Regions from separate parts of the Homo sapiens genome. Here all the other regions are linked to region 3. Evidence: chromatin contacts called from ENCODE Hi-C or POLR2A ChIA-PET data. All regions are on one chromosome and are shown on one strand. The core of a region is the stretch at or near the end of the contact, and the rest is flanking DNA. Distances in the headings are between cores, read along the strand shown.

Region 1 (2,862 bases), core at 137-2,636, 460 kb after region 3:
AGAGTACAGTCCCAGTGAGTACACATTATTAAAACATGTGAAAGGTGGGAGAACAGAGAGAGAGAGCACAAGAGTGAGAGCAGTTATTAGAATAGTTTAATAACCACAAAGGAGCCCTATGAAATTGACTGAAGGCCGAGGTGGGTTGGATTGCTTGAGCCTAGGAATTCAAGACCAGCCTGGGCAACATGGCAAAACCCCATTTCTACAAAAAATACAAAAATTTGCCAGGCATGGTGGCACTCAGAGGCAGTCTCAGCTGCTTGGGAGGCTGGGATGGGAGGATCGCTTGAGCCTGGGAGGCAAAGGTTGCAATAAGCCTAGATCACACCACTGCACTTCAGCCTGGATGACAGAGTAAGACCCTGTCTCAATAAAAAAAAAAAAAAAAAAAAAAAAAAAAAAAAAAAAAAAAAAGGTGACTGAGCTTGGGCCAAGGAGACACCTTGGCAGAGGCCAAACTAGAGTGAAGAGGGGAGAATGTGGCCTTTCTGGTTTAGAATCAGGGCAAACTGCTTATTAGCTGTGTGTTCTTGAACTTTGCACTTTATATCTGTGGAACGAAAACAATCTTATCTTGCTGAGAGAATTGCCTGGCAGCTAAAGTATATGAATTGTTTAGCTTAGCAGGTGTAAAAACTTTATGTGGCCCCTATTTTTAGGTGGAATCACACACACACACACACACACACACACACACACACACACACACAATTCCCTTAATGAGAAAGTAAATAGCCCCATCAGCAGTCTTTCCGTGATGTTTCTAACAGAACATAAGCAGCACTTCCAATGGGACATGGAAAAGACCCAAGTACACAGTGTTTCTCAGAGGCCATACCACAGCTGCAAAAACCATCACTGTTATCTTCCAGGTGCTGGCCACTTTCTAACCAATGATTCTCCACTTTGTTCCTCCTGACTGCTGAACTAAGATCACGGAGACAGCTGAAATGACCACCTTCTGGACCACCTCTGAGGAGCCCCCTCTTCCAGGATCCCTCCTCAGAATTCCCAAACTCCCTCTTGCAGAGATACTCCGTTGGTCCTTTGGCATGTATTTTCCCTTACTGCAGCAAGAAAAATAAATCCAATTTCTTATTCCCCTCTACCTCCTCCTCTTCTTCCTCCTTCCTGTAGGTGCTCCCCTGTTTGTCCTTAGGTGGCAACGTTACCACTAAAGAAGTAACATCTCTCAGTAGACAGAGAGACAGACAAACAGATACATCAACATAGATGGATAGATAGAGATATATGCTCACTTCTATAGATAGAAAGACAGGTATCCATGTGTAGAGAGAGAAACACTTTTAGAAAGAGAAAGACATACTTTGACTTTCAAATCGTTCCAGTTCTCTCTCTACAGCTCTGTGACTCACTTCAGGTCTCACAGTCACCCTTTACTCACGCCAATAACTTTAACAACAGTAACACGATGGTAGAGCACTTACTATGTGTCAGGAACATTCTAAGCCTTCTGCATGTATTAAATCATGTGACCACCACAGTAACCTTATGGAAAAAAAGTGATGCTACTATCCCATCTTACATAGGATGAGACTGGATCACACAAAGGTTAAGGGCACTGCCCTGGGTTGCACAGTTAGTAGGTGGGAGTCTTCACTCTTACCTCCCACTGTCCTGCCCTTACTGCCTTTTGAAGGATGGCATGTCCTGTCCGTGTCGCAGCACAGCACACATACAGACTGCAGAGCCTTCTCAGTTTCTCTCCAGTGGCTCAAAGGTCAAACTTGAAGGGTTTCTACTTGCTCTTTTTCAGCCCTGTGAATGGGTGGTTTCAATGGGATGTATTTTCCTTTAATGTGTGTGTCCTGAAAAATTTCTGCTGCCAGAATCTTTTAAGGAATGTGACACAATATTCCATCATTTTTTCTTCCTCATTTTTCTCTCCCTCTTCTTCCCACTTCCTAATGTCTTTCTTTTTCCTTCTTATATTCTTTCTGGAGGTTGTAAAAGGGATTTTACAAATTTTCCTGCTTCACTTCAGACATGATAGCCCACAGTTTTAAGTACTTGTTATGTGCTGGGTATAGCGCTACATCCTAGGTACCATATCATATATTTTGCAGGGATTATCTCATCTGATCCTCACAACTGCCCCTTGTGAGGTAAACGTTAATATTATTCTCACTTTGCAAGTGAGGAAATGGGAGCAGGTTTCGTTCCTTGTCCAGACCTGAAATAACTAAGTGGCCAAATTAGGGGCAGACCTCTGGACTAACGGGCCCCAAGTCCAGGACTGCAAAGACCTCACTCATCACCACTACACACTACAACTCAAACAACTCAATTGCAATAAAACAATAATGCAATTTAAAAATGGTCAAAAAGATCTGAATAGATGTTTCCCGAAAGAAGACATACACATGACATGAGCAATGGGTCTTTGAAAAATGCTCAACATCACTAATCATCACGAAAATGCAAATCAAACCACGATGAAAAGTCATCTTTCCCCTGTTAGAATGGCTATTATCAAAAAGACAAAAACAACAGATGCTGGTGAAGATGCAGAGAAAGGGGAATGCTTGTACACTGTTTGTGAGAATGTAAATTAGTAGAGTCATTGTGGAAAATAGTACGGAAGTCCCTCAAAAAACTAAAAATAGGACTACCCTATGATCTAGCAATCCTATTTCTGGGTATATATCTGAAAGAAAGGATATAAGTACATTAAAGAAATATCTGCACTCACATGTTTATTGAAGCATTATTTGTAATAGCCAAGAATGGAACCAACCCAAATGTCCATCAATGGATAAATAGATAAAGAAAATGTTGTGTGTGACACACACACACACACACACACACACACACACAATGGAATATTATTCAGACATA
Region 2 (3,104 bases), core at 313-2,812, 350 kb before region 3:
ACACCAAGTAGGACTCTATGTGTTATGTTATGAAGAAAGATGTTTTGCTAACGAGATCCACACATATCTTTGATGTTCAAAGTGGGAATATAGTGTAGCAAGAAGAAAATTGTTGAAAATATTTCCAATTGTATATGTTATGCATATCATCTAAACATAAACATGATGCATTGAAAAAAATACTGTTGGCAAAGCAATTTAGAAATTCCAGAAAATAAGCCAGGCATGGTAGTGTGTGCCTGTAATCCCAGCACTTTGGGAGGCTGAGGCAGGCGGATCCCTTGAAGTCAGGAGTTCCAGACTAGCCTGGCCAACATGGTGAAACCCTGTCTCTACTGAAAATATAAAAATTAGCCAGGCGTGGTGGCATGCACCTGTAGTCCCAGCTACTCAGGCTGAGGCAGGAGAATTGCTTGAATCTGGGAGGTGGAGGTTGCAGTGAGCTGAGATCGCACCACTCCACTCCAGCCTGGGCGGCAGAGTAAGTGAGACTCCATCTCCAAAAAAAAAAAAAGAAAGAAAGAAATTCCAGAAAATACCTTTTCATTCAACTCTGAAATCAAAGAGTACACCATTGCTTTGTGTACTGTTTTTGACTTTTTTCTCTTTTCAGTTTTCAGCATATGCCAAGTACTGCCAAAGAGGTTCTTGCATTTGAAGGCAGGTCAGTTATCAGTGCGAAAATACTTACTGTGAGTCGATAGGGAATTTTTCCACCTGCCATTATCGGAAGTTATATTTGATGATACGTTCACTGAATCTGGGAAACCTTCACAGAATCCCCATTGTCTTAGCAGAAAGGATATCAATCATGAGTTATGCAATCTCTTGTGTAAAATTCACCCCTAAAGAGATGTATTAGATCTAGATTTTTGGCAGTAAACAGTTGGCTTTAATAGTCGTGACAGAAATCGAAATTTCCCTGTTTCCTGTTATTCTTTGAACTGGCATGTCAGCTTCTGTTTTAGGCTTTGTTGATAAGAAATATTTAAATCAAAGGAAGACTTTGAAGAAAAGGCAGTAACCTTGCTGCCATACCTGTAAACACAGGAGGCTTATTTAACATGATGCTTGAGAGCGTAGGTTTGGGGCAGCTTTTCCACCTGTCAGAGCTCAGTGGCCTTGGATAAGTTGCTTTCGTCTGTGAGGTTCAGGTTCCTCAACTGTAAAGAGATAAAAACCACATGTTCCGGTTTGCTTAGAACAGCCCTGGTTTACAGCTGTTATTCTGTGTAATTATTAATTGCACCCCCTTTCACTCTCAGAGGTGTTCTGGTTTCGATAAAATTACATAGTTACCCTAACCTACCTTGGAGAGTTGGTGTGAGGTTGAAGTAAATTAATGTTTGTGAAACCCTTAGCACAGTGCCTGGCACAGACTAGATGCTCAGATGATGATGATAAGTATTGTTAAGCTGATTGGTATTTCAAACCACGCTTCAAAGAAAATGATTCAATAGACAATGTCTGTTTTTATAAAAATTTGGCCACTCTCCCAATCATCTCGTCTTTTGTTCCACCCACATAGAATTTCCTGCCCAAGGCAATAAATTTGAGAGGTTTCAGCAGCTACTGACGAATTTCTGATTGTCATGGCTTTACAGGTTATCTAGGTGTGGCACTACCAGTGTTTATGCTATTGCTAGCTTGTTCATCGGGGTACACGTTAGGATATAGAACTTTTTCACAAATTAGATCTTATTTTCCACAAACAGCCCCATGAAACAGATTATTTTAATAGCTATTACTATTATTTTAATCTGGAAATGGAGACTCAGAAATATGAAATGGCTTTCTCAAGATCACATAGCTCGAAAGCACCAGGAAGCATGCGAAGGCGGGGCTCCTTGCAGGGAGCATGTGAAGGCGGGGCTCCTTGCAGGGAGCATGTGAAGGCGGGGCTCCTTGCAGGGAGCATGTGAAGGCGGGGCTCCTTGCAGCTCATTTCTTTTCATCGCACCATGCTGGTTAAGCAAAAGGGCAAGATTACTCAGTTACCTCAATTCCTCCTCATTATGCCCAATTTTGTCATCTCTTATTCCTCTTTGACTTGTCTGGTATGCTTCACTCAATTTTTTTTTCCCCCAAAAAAGTTTTTAAGTGCTACTTGGTCTCAGTATATGGATCCCATTCTTGGCCTAGGGCAGCTTACAGTCGAGAAGTGATTACTCCATGTCCAATCATGTGTTACTGGGTCTCTGTGAGTAATTTCAGGAAACTGTAGAAACACAAATGAGTCAATGCTCACTGCTCTGCAGTTATGGCACCTTCTTATTCCATGCCATTGCAGACAAAAATGAGAAAATTGGGGTCTGTCATTCCCACGCCTTTTTGCCTGCAAACCAGTGAGAATGTCTCCAATGACCCATTCCAGTTTCTCTTGCTGTTTCCATCCCACTACTCTATAATCAGGGTCTGTTTATACCTGCCTTCTCTTCTAGATTAATGGACAGCATCCCTATCTTGTTGATCTCTGTGTTTCCAGTATGATGCCAAGCACTTGGCACATGGAAAGGCTCAGGCGCCAGGGACTGTGCTCAGTGCTGTATGTGAATATATTCAGTATTTATTGCAACCATGCAAAGTAGCTTTGATTATGCCCATATCATGGATGAGAAAACTGTATCTTGGAGAGATTAGATCACTTGCCTAAGATCACATAGTTTTTAAATACTGAAACAAGATCTTTCTTTATTAAAACGCCTTTTATTGAAGTATAACTTACATAAAATAATCTATACATATTTAAAGTATACAACTTAATAAATTTTGACATATGTATACACACAGGAGACCATTACCATAATCAAGAGAGTGAACACATCTATCACCCCTAAAAGCAAAACCAGGATTTAAACCTAGACTTACGACTCTAGAGCTCATGTTTTTCCCCCAGTAATGACTGTATGGGGAGTAGAGCCTTTGCCACAGTCCTTTCCTCCTAACCATTCTCATTCTCTTATGGGGAGTTTTGCATTGTTGAGATAATACAAAGAGCATCTTTTACAACCCAATTGTCCATCAATAAAAAATGTGAATAAATTAGTACTGGAGTGGAATGTATACCCCAGTGAAATGAATGAATTACAGTTTCACACAACTAC
Region 3 (2,914 bases), core at 155-2,654:
ACAGCTTCCACGATACAAAATTAACTTTTGGCAGAACACCCTCTTGTGTTCTTTGAAAGTGAAAATATTTTCCTGTAATAAAAATATATGACGTGGTTTATGTAAAACTTGAATTATGTAAAATGAAGGCTAGGGAAATTATTTCATGTATTTTCAGATACTTTCTCCATGCTTTTATTCGTCCTCAAGAATTGCCAGAAAATGGCATAAGTCAAAAGAGTATTCTGTTTCTATTGAGAATATCAAATTGGAATACAATTTAAAATATTTTTAAGTAGTTCCCACTTTTATATTAAATTAACAGAAAAAATAGGGGATTCAGAAGAAATCTTTGGAGGTACAGGGTTAAGACATGACCCCCATACGATGTTTCAGTGATTTTCCCAAGGCCACCGAGGTGCCTGACACTGAGAACTCCTTTGTCCTCAGCGGCACACCTGGCTGCCACCCCACCCTTCCTGTCACATCTTAGGAGTCAGAACTGCGACGGGAGCTAGCCCAGGACACCGAAGGGGGGATCCTAAATGCAGGTTGCATGCTGACGTATGATTTTTATTTGGAAAAACCTCAAAATAGTAAATGAAGAGTAGAGAGAGTGCAGTTTAAATAGGTAGAGATTCGTGATAGGAAGTGGACTGCAGCAGAGGCGACATGAAATTATCTGGGGAAGCCAGATGAAGCCTTTCCGAAAGGAAGCGAGCATTTGTTAAATTACATGTTCATTCATCAAATTCACTGAGCTCCCCTTGAGATCCAAACACGGTGCCGGACACTAAGGATACACAGATAAATTCAGCATCGCCTCCGCTTTCCAAAATCTGGCAACCCAGCAGGAAAGAACAGCATGCAAAGAGATAAGAGTACCCGGGGAGCCACGGTCCAAGGTGCAAAGGCGGAGCCTAGGAGGAAGGGATCACCTGTGTCAGCAGGGGTCAGGGACGGGCTTCTGGGTTTGGGTGCACGCGTCCAAAGGAGTGCAGCCTTTATCCACAGGTGCAATTAGAACACCCATCTCACACTGCTGAAAACTCAGATATGGCACTGCTGACCACCGCCCCACGATGCGACATCAGGGGTCAGATATTAGGCTGGCGCTGTGCAGATAAACAAGTGTATATGTTGGTGCGCCAGGAAGACAAAACACGCGCCTGGAGAGGCCAGGAGAGCGGGACTGGAGGGTTGTGGGACGCGCGGGACCCTCGGGCCGCCTTCCGCCGCCGCCCGGTGTCACCAGAACCCAGCCTGTTTACCAGCGGCCCCGCCCGCCCCGGCCCGGCAGGGCAGGTCGGGGCGGGCGCGCTCTGAGTCACCGGAATCTAGGTGGGGCCGCCCGGAGCGGCGTCCTCGGGAGCCGCCTCCCCGCGGCCTCTTCGCTTTTGTGGCGGCGCCCGCGCTCGCAGGCCACTCTCTGCTGTCGCCCGTCCCGCGCGCTCCTCCGACCCGCTCCGCTCCGCTCCGCTCGGCCCCGCGCCGCCCGTCAACATGATCCGCTGCGGCCTGGCCTGCGAGCGCTGCCGCTGGATCCTGCCCCTGCTCCTACTCAGCGCCATCGCCTTCGACATCATCGCGCTGGCCGGCCGCGGCTGGTTGCAGTCTAGCGACCACGGCCAGACGTCCTCGCTGTGGTGGAAATGCTCCCAAGAGGGCGGCGGCAGCGGGTCCTACGAGGAGGGCTGTCAGAGCCTCATGGAGTACGGTGAGTGCCCGCCGCCGCCGCCGTCGCCGCCTCCAGGAAGCCCTCGGGGCCGCGGCCTGCAAAAGCCGCCGCGCGTGATGGGCCCTCACAGGGTCGGGGGAGCCAGTGCTTTTCAGAATGCCTGTTTAGGACGAGCTCGGGCTCATGCATCCGACCTGAACCAAATGCAGCAGCAGTAGCTTTGGGTGGCCAACACCAAGCTCAGAAACAGAAAAAAAAAAAAGGCCGTAGTTCAAACTGTATAGTTTTTTTCCTGGGTTTTGTCGGTTACGTACGAAAGATTATTTCAAGCATTGCAAGTTTAGATGAGTAAATATAATGAACAAAGTTTCTTGGAGACCTGAAATTTCTTCCCATTTCTCTTCCTTCTCGTTTCTTCTTATGATTAAAATATAAATATTGAAATAACGTGCCTTCCCTAATATCAGTGGATTCGTTCAACTTGATATAGCTGAAAAAACTTTCTCATTTAAAAAAGCCCTTTCAGGCAGTTTTAGCAGTTAACGTTTTCAATAGATATTTCAGTCTACTTTACCGGTCAGGCTAGTTCTTGTTAGCTCTTGTTCTAGGGCGTGTCCTTTGGTTTAAGCATGGCATTGTTGTTTAGAAAACTTAATTATTTTAATCCGATTTGAAATCTAAAAAGCAAACACATTCCCTACACTCGCGACGTGAAGCAGAGTTGACAAATTTAATGTACCTAGCAGGTGAAGTACTGTATGCCATTTTCCCAGCATGGAGGAAGCTCCCTGCTTGCCTTGCTGAAAGTCAGGACTGGAGCATAGTTCTTGTCTGAGAAGGCATTTTCTTTCACAGTGGGAAGCCCCCTCTCCTTTCCTGGGGGTGGATGGGAATCACAGCTGGGGTCTACTGTGATTAGCAATGTGTGTGGGGGTGGAGATGGGGTCTGTGAGAGCCTAATAAAACCTTAAAGCCAAATGGGCTTTACCTACCGGGTTTAATAGTTTTAAACACAGACAGCAAGCTACCCTGCCTGTTTTCATTTCTTACTATTACCATTGACTTGATTTTTTTCTTTGAAGTGGCCCAGGGCTTCCAACCCAATCCTGTTTATTTGTGTTTCCGGGGGACTATATCAGCAACTTGGTGCCCTTTCTTTTGTGTAATCCTTTGGACGTCACTTCCCCACAAAAGGAAGCATGGTCCCCATTAGCCAGGTAATAAAATGTAAACACTGCAGAAAATTCCAGCTTTCTT
Region 4 (3,000 bases), core at 371-2,870, 310 kb after region 3:
ATCTCCAGAAAGGAATGCAGCCTGGCTGACACCTTTATTTCAGTTGTATGAGACCCTGAGCAGAAGCTCCAGCACATCTGGGCCTAGACTTTGACCTCCAGAAACCTCAGAGTGAGCCTCTGGGCAGCCTTTTGCTCAGTTTCCCTTCTGTAAAGTTAATAAATGGAAGTCGAGAATAACTAGGCGGTTGTTTCCTGCAGTTCTGAATTCTGTAAGGATCCCAAAGAGTGAGTGCTGGAGGAACAGGAGTGGCTTTCTAAAAGAGACCATTTCAAACCTGAGTACACTGGCCTGAACTTTCACCTCCCCTTTGATATTCACGCTTTTGGTGTTCCCAAGAAGGCAGACTGAGATTCGTGTTCAGCAGGGCTCCAAACACTTGGTGGGTTTGGCTCAAAAATATCTTATTTACAGATACCTTTTTCTCTTAGAAGTTTAAATCACTTGAAATGCATGTAATTAATCTTAATGAATAAAGACGGGCTTTATCAGAGATCAGAGGGCTCTGGAAGGCTACTGACATTCCCAAGAACACGCTCTCAGGCACTAGCTGACTCCCAGCAGTGGTGAGCCTCATATCAGGTCCTTCAGCTTCAGGAGCGTGTTAAGATGGAGATGCACTCATCACCACTGGGCTCTCTTAGAGATTCTGATTAGAAAGATGGGTCCCAGGAAATTGCATTTTTAGCAAGCACCTACGACAATTCTGAAAGCAAGATGTTTGTGGGCTGAACTATGAAAAACTCAAGGCTTAAAGGAAGCATCACCAATAGCAAGTTAGAGATTAACTTAAAGGATCAGGAAGGGTTGCAGCAGGAAGCAGACTCCAACTCCTGTGACTGAATAAAGAATTTCAGTGAAGAAATTATGAGCATGTGGGTAGGTTTAAAGGAAACAATAGGGGTTGTTAAAGCATTCAGAGACTGGCAATAGCTGGAAATCATCACCGTCCATAGGGCTGAAGGAACAAGGGGAATGTAATAGTGTCACTAAATTCCATTAAGCAATGGGGCTGATGAGGACAGGCCCCCAACAAGGGCTGTAGCCAAAAAGGGATGCAGCAGGTGCCAGAGACAGGGAGGGTGCATAAAAACAGGGAGGGTCAAACAGGCCAGGCACCTACAGTGGTAGAACCCAAATGGAAGCCAGCCAACAAGGGAGCCTGAATGAGCAATTCCAAGGGGCAGTTTCTCTGGGCACTAAACAGGGCAGAGAAGGGCAGGCAGGGGTGGCAATGGAAAATCATCAGCATATTTCAAATCTTAAGAACAACATCACCAACATGAAGAATTGCTGGACAATTAAGGGAGTGAGTAGACCAAAAGGGAAGTCATCTCTACTACCACTACTGCTGAGAGCATCAGTTATAGGAGACGGCCAAGGCCAGGCGTCTTGGAATCAGGAGGGGATGTGGAGGTATAAAGTGTTGGGGAAGGAGAAAGGAAGATGGCAGGGCAGGGCTGTGGTGCTGCGAACCTGACAGATTAGCCTTTTTCAGTCAGCCCTGAAAACCATAAGAAATACACCTGAAAGTACTGTAACAGCCTTCCCAAGACATTCTGAGTAGCACTCACTGTCCTGAGCACCAATTCAGTGTCTTTCTTTGCTGATAGCATTGCCAAAGCTCACTGCTGCCCCCTGGATAAAACAAACCAACTTAATGAACACTTGAAGCTCTCATCATAAATTGTCTTATTATGATGAATCAGGAAGCATCTAATTTCCTCCCTAGATTATGACCACCATTAAGAGGATAGCCAATTAAAAACATTATGTAACTGGATCACATATGTCAGTTCATAGTACAGCTGAGATGTAGAGAAAAGGGGATTTCTTTATCTTTTGTTTAACTAAATTGGCCCTCCCAAGCTTCCACCAGTTCAACCTAGTTGAGATAGTGAGGTCTAGGTGAAAGCATGGAAAAGAACGTGACTTGCTGGTTCCATGTTGTGCTGACGGGATATGGATAGGCCCTGGGCTCATGACAGTTCACAGGTTGCGCTGACAGGAATCCGTGTATCTGTAGCAGCCAGCCCCTTGTCCAGAGCTGCTGCCCTGTTGCTCTTCAGGGCTGAAACCTGCAGCTGGTGGTCTCCAGCTCCAGCAATGTTCTTAAAAAGAACTCGACACTCATTTCCTGATCTCTGCTTCTCTTCAACTCAAATGAGCTCTAGCCCTTTGGGTTTCTGCTGCCTCCATCCCTTGGCTTGGCTGTCCATCCTGTGCTGTGGGGTCACCTTGCTTTGTCTCAGCAGACCCTGTGGCAAGTCCTCTGGCTTTCATCTCAGCATCCAGACCCTGTGGCAAGTCCTCTGGCTTTCATCTCAGCATCCAGTGGGGCAAGAGAATGAAGGGAAGCTCCAGATTGCCAGCTAGCTTGCCAGCTAGCTCTTTCTGTCTGCTCATGTCCTTCCACCCTCTTAAGCACCTGATGATCACATGTGGGTGTGGGCCTGTCTTCACTGTAATCCTCTCCCTACCATCCAAATGGGCATTTATGGCAGCCCGTCTCCTGGGTGATCCTCTCAATGTATCCAAAAAATATACAGTTGATCCTCATTATTTGTAGATTTGCCTATTTGCTAAAATTTATTTCTAACCCCCAAATCAAAACTTGTGCTTTTGTATCATTCATAGACATGCATGATGTGGTAAAAAATTTGAGTCACTCATGCACTTTTCCAGTTGAGGTCGCACCAGGTGAGGCTCTGCCTTTTTGTTTCAGCTCTCATCCTGTAAACAAAAGTCCTTCTGCCTCCTTAGTTGCCCATGTTTTCATTTTTGTGGTTTTTTCTTTGTGACTTTACTGTTTCAAATGGCTCCCCGCCATAGTGCAGAAGTGATGTTTGGTGTTCCTAAGCTGAAGAATGCTGTGATGACCTTACAGAGAAAAGACGTGTTATGGACTGAAGGTTTGTGTCCCTGCAAATTCATATGTTGAAGGTCCAGCCCAAGTTTGGCTGTATATGGAAATGGGGTCTTTAAAGAGGTTTTAAGGTT

What was found. Hi-C counts contacts between places; a loop is a spot of excess contacts on that map. ChIA-PET counts read pairs that join two places held with the same protein, here RNA polymerase II (POLR2A). Pooled maps may share reads with other maps.
Region 1: a loop to region 3 is called in a map of PC-9, with 7 times the contacts of the local background. The contact joins the enhancer-like site here to the promoter of PERP in region 3. A Hi-C loop is called at or near these places in 1 of 168 maps with a recorded cell type or tissue (PC-9), 1 of 37 single-sample maps with no recorded cell type and 10 of 50 pooled maps. POLR2A ChIA-PET finds 5 or more read pairs at or near these places in 1 of 52 experiments (naive thymus-derived CD4-positive, alpha-beta T cell).
Region 2: a pooled map shows a loop between it and region 3 (5-fold over the local background). The contact joins the enhancer-like site here to the promoter of PERP in region 3. A Hi-C loop is called at or near these places in 7 of 50 pooled maps. POLR2A ChIA-PET finds 5 or more read pairs at or near these places in 2 of 52 experiments (HEK293T and MCF 10A).
Region 4: a loop to region 3 is called in a map of CD8-positive, alpha-beta T cell, with 35 times the contacts of the local background. The contact joins the enhancer-like site here to the promoter of PERP in region 3. A Hi-C loop is called at or near these places in 6 of 168 maps with a recorded cell type or tissue (CD4-positive, alpha-beta memory T cell, CD8-positive, alpha-beta T cell, PC-9 and 1 more) and 13 of 50 pooled maps. POLR2A ChIA-PET finds 5 or more read pairs at or near these places in 1 of 52 experiments (OCI-LY7).

Annotation. Positions count from the first base shown.
Region 1 is chr6:137,646,760-137,649,621 of GRCh38, reverse strand. No RefSeq gene overlaps it. Among named protein-coding and RNA genes, the nearest start is that of LINC03004, 17 kb to the left of the region's middle. RefSeq lists silencers at 1,350-1,439, 1,460-1,509. Within about 2 kb of position 1,386, at least 3 of the 41 ENCODE cell types and tissues checked have a DNase peak (open chromatin) inside an H3K27ac peak, as active enhancers do; they include PC-9, where a contact is called at or near this core.
Region 2 is chr6:138,454,294-138,457,397 of GRCh38, reverse strand. All of the region lies in intron 3 of NHSL1 (NHS like 1), which reads left to right. Among named protein-coding and RNA genes, the nearest start is that of MIR3145, 21 kb to the right of the region's middle. Within about 2 kb of position 1,562, at least 11 of the 41 ENCODE cell types and tissues checked have a DNase peak (open chromatin) inside an H3K27ac peak, as active enhancers do.
Region 3 is chr6:138,105,909-138,108,822 of GRCh38, reverse strand. It overlaps PERP (p53 apoptosis effector related to PMP22), which reads left to right and starts at 1,404. Exons shown (of 3, transcript NM_022121.5): 1 at 1,404-1,696. The coding sequence starts at 1,483. RefSeq lists a silencer at 1,226-1,275.
Region 4 is chr6:137,798,776-137,801,775 of GRCh38, reverse strand. No RefSeq gene overlaps it. Among named protein-coding and RNA genes, the nearest start is that of LINC02539, 61 kb to the right of the region's middle. Within about 2 kb of position 1,620, at least 3 of the 41 ENCODE cell types and tissues checked have a DNase peak (open chromatin) inside an H3K27ac peak, as active enhancers do.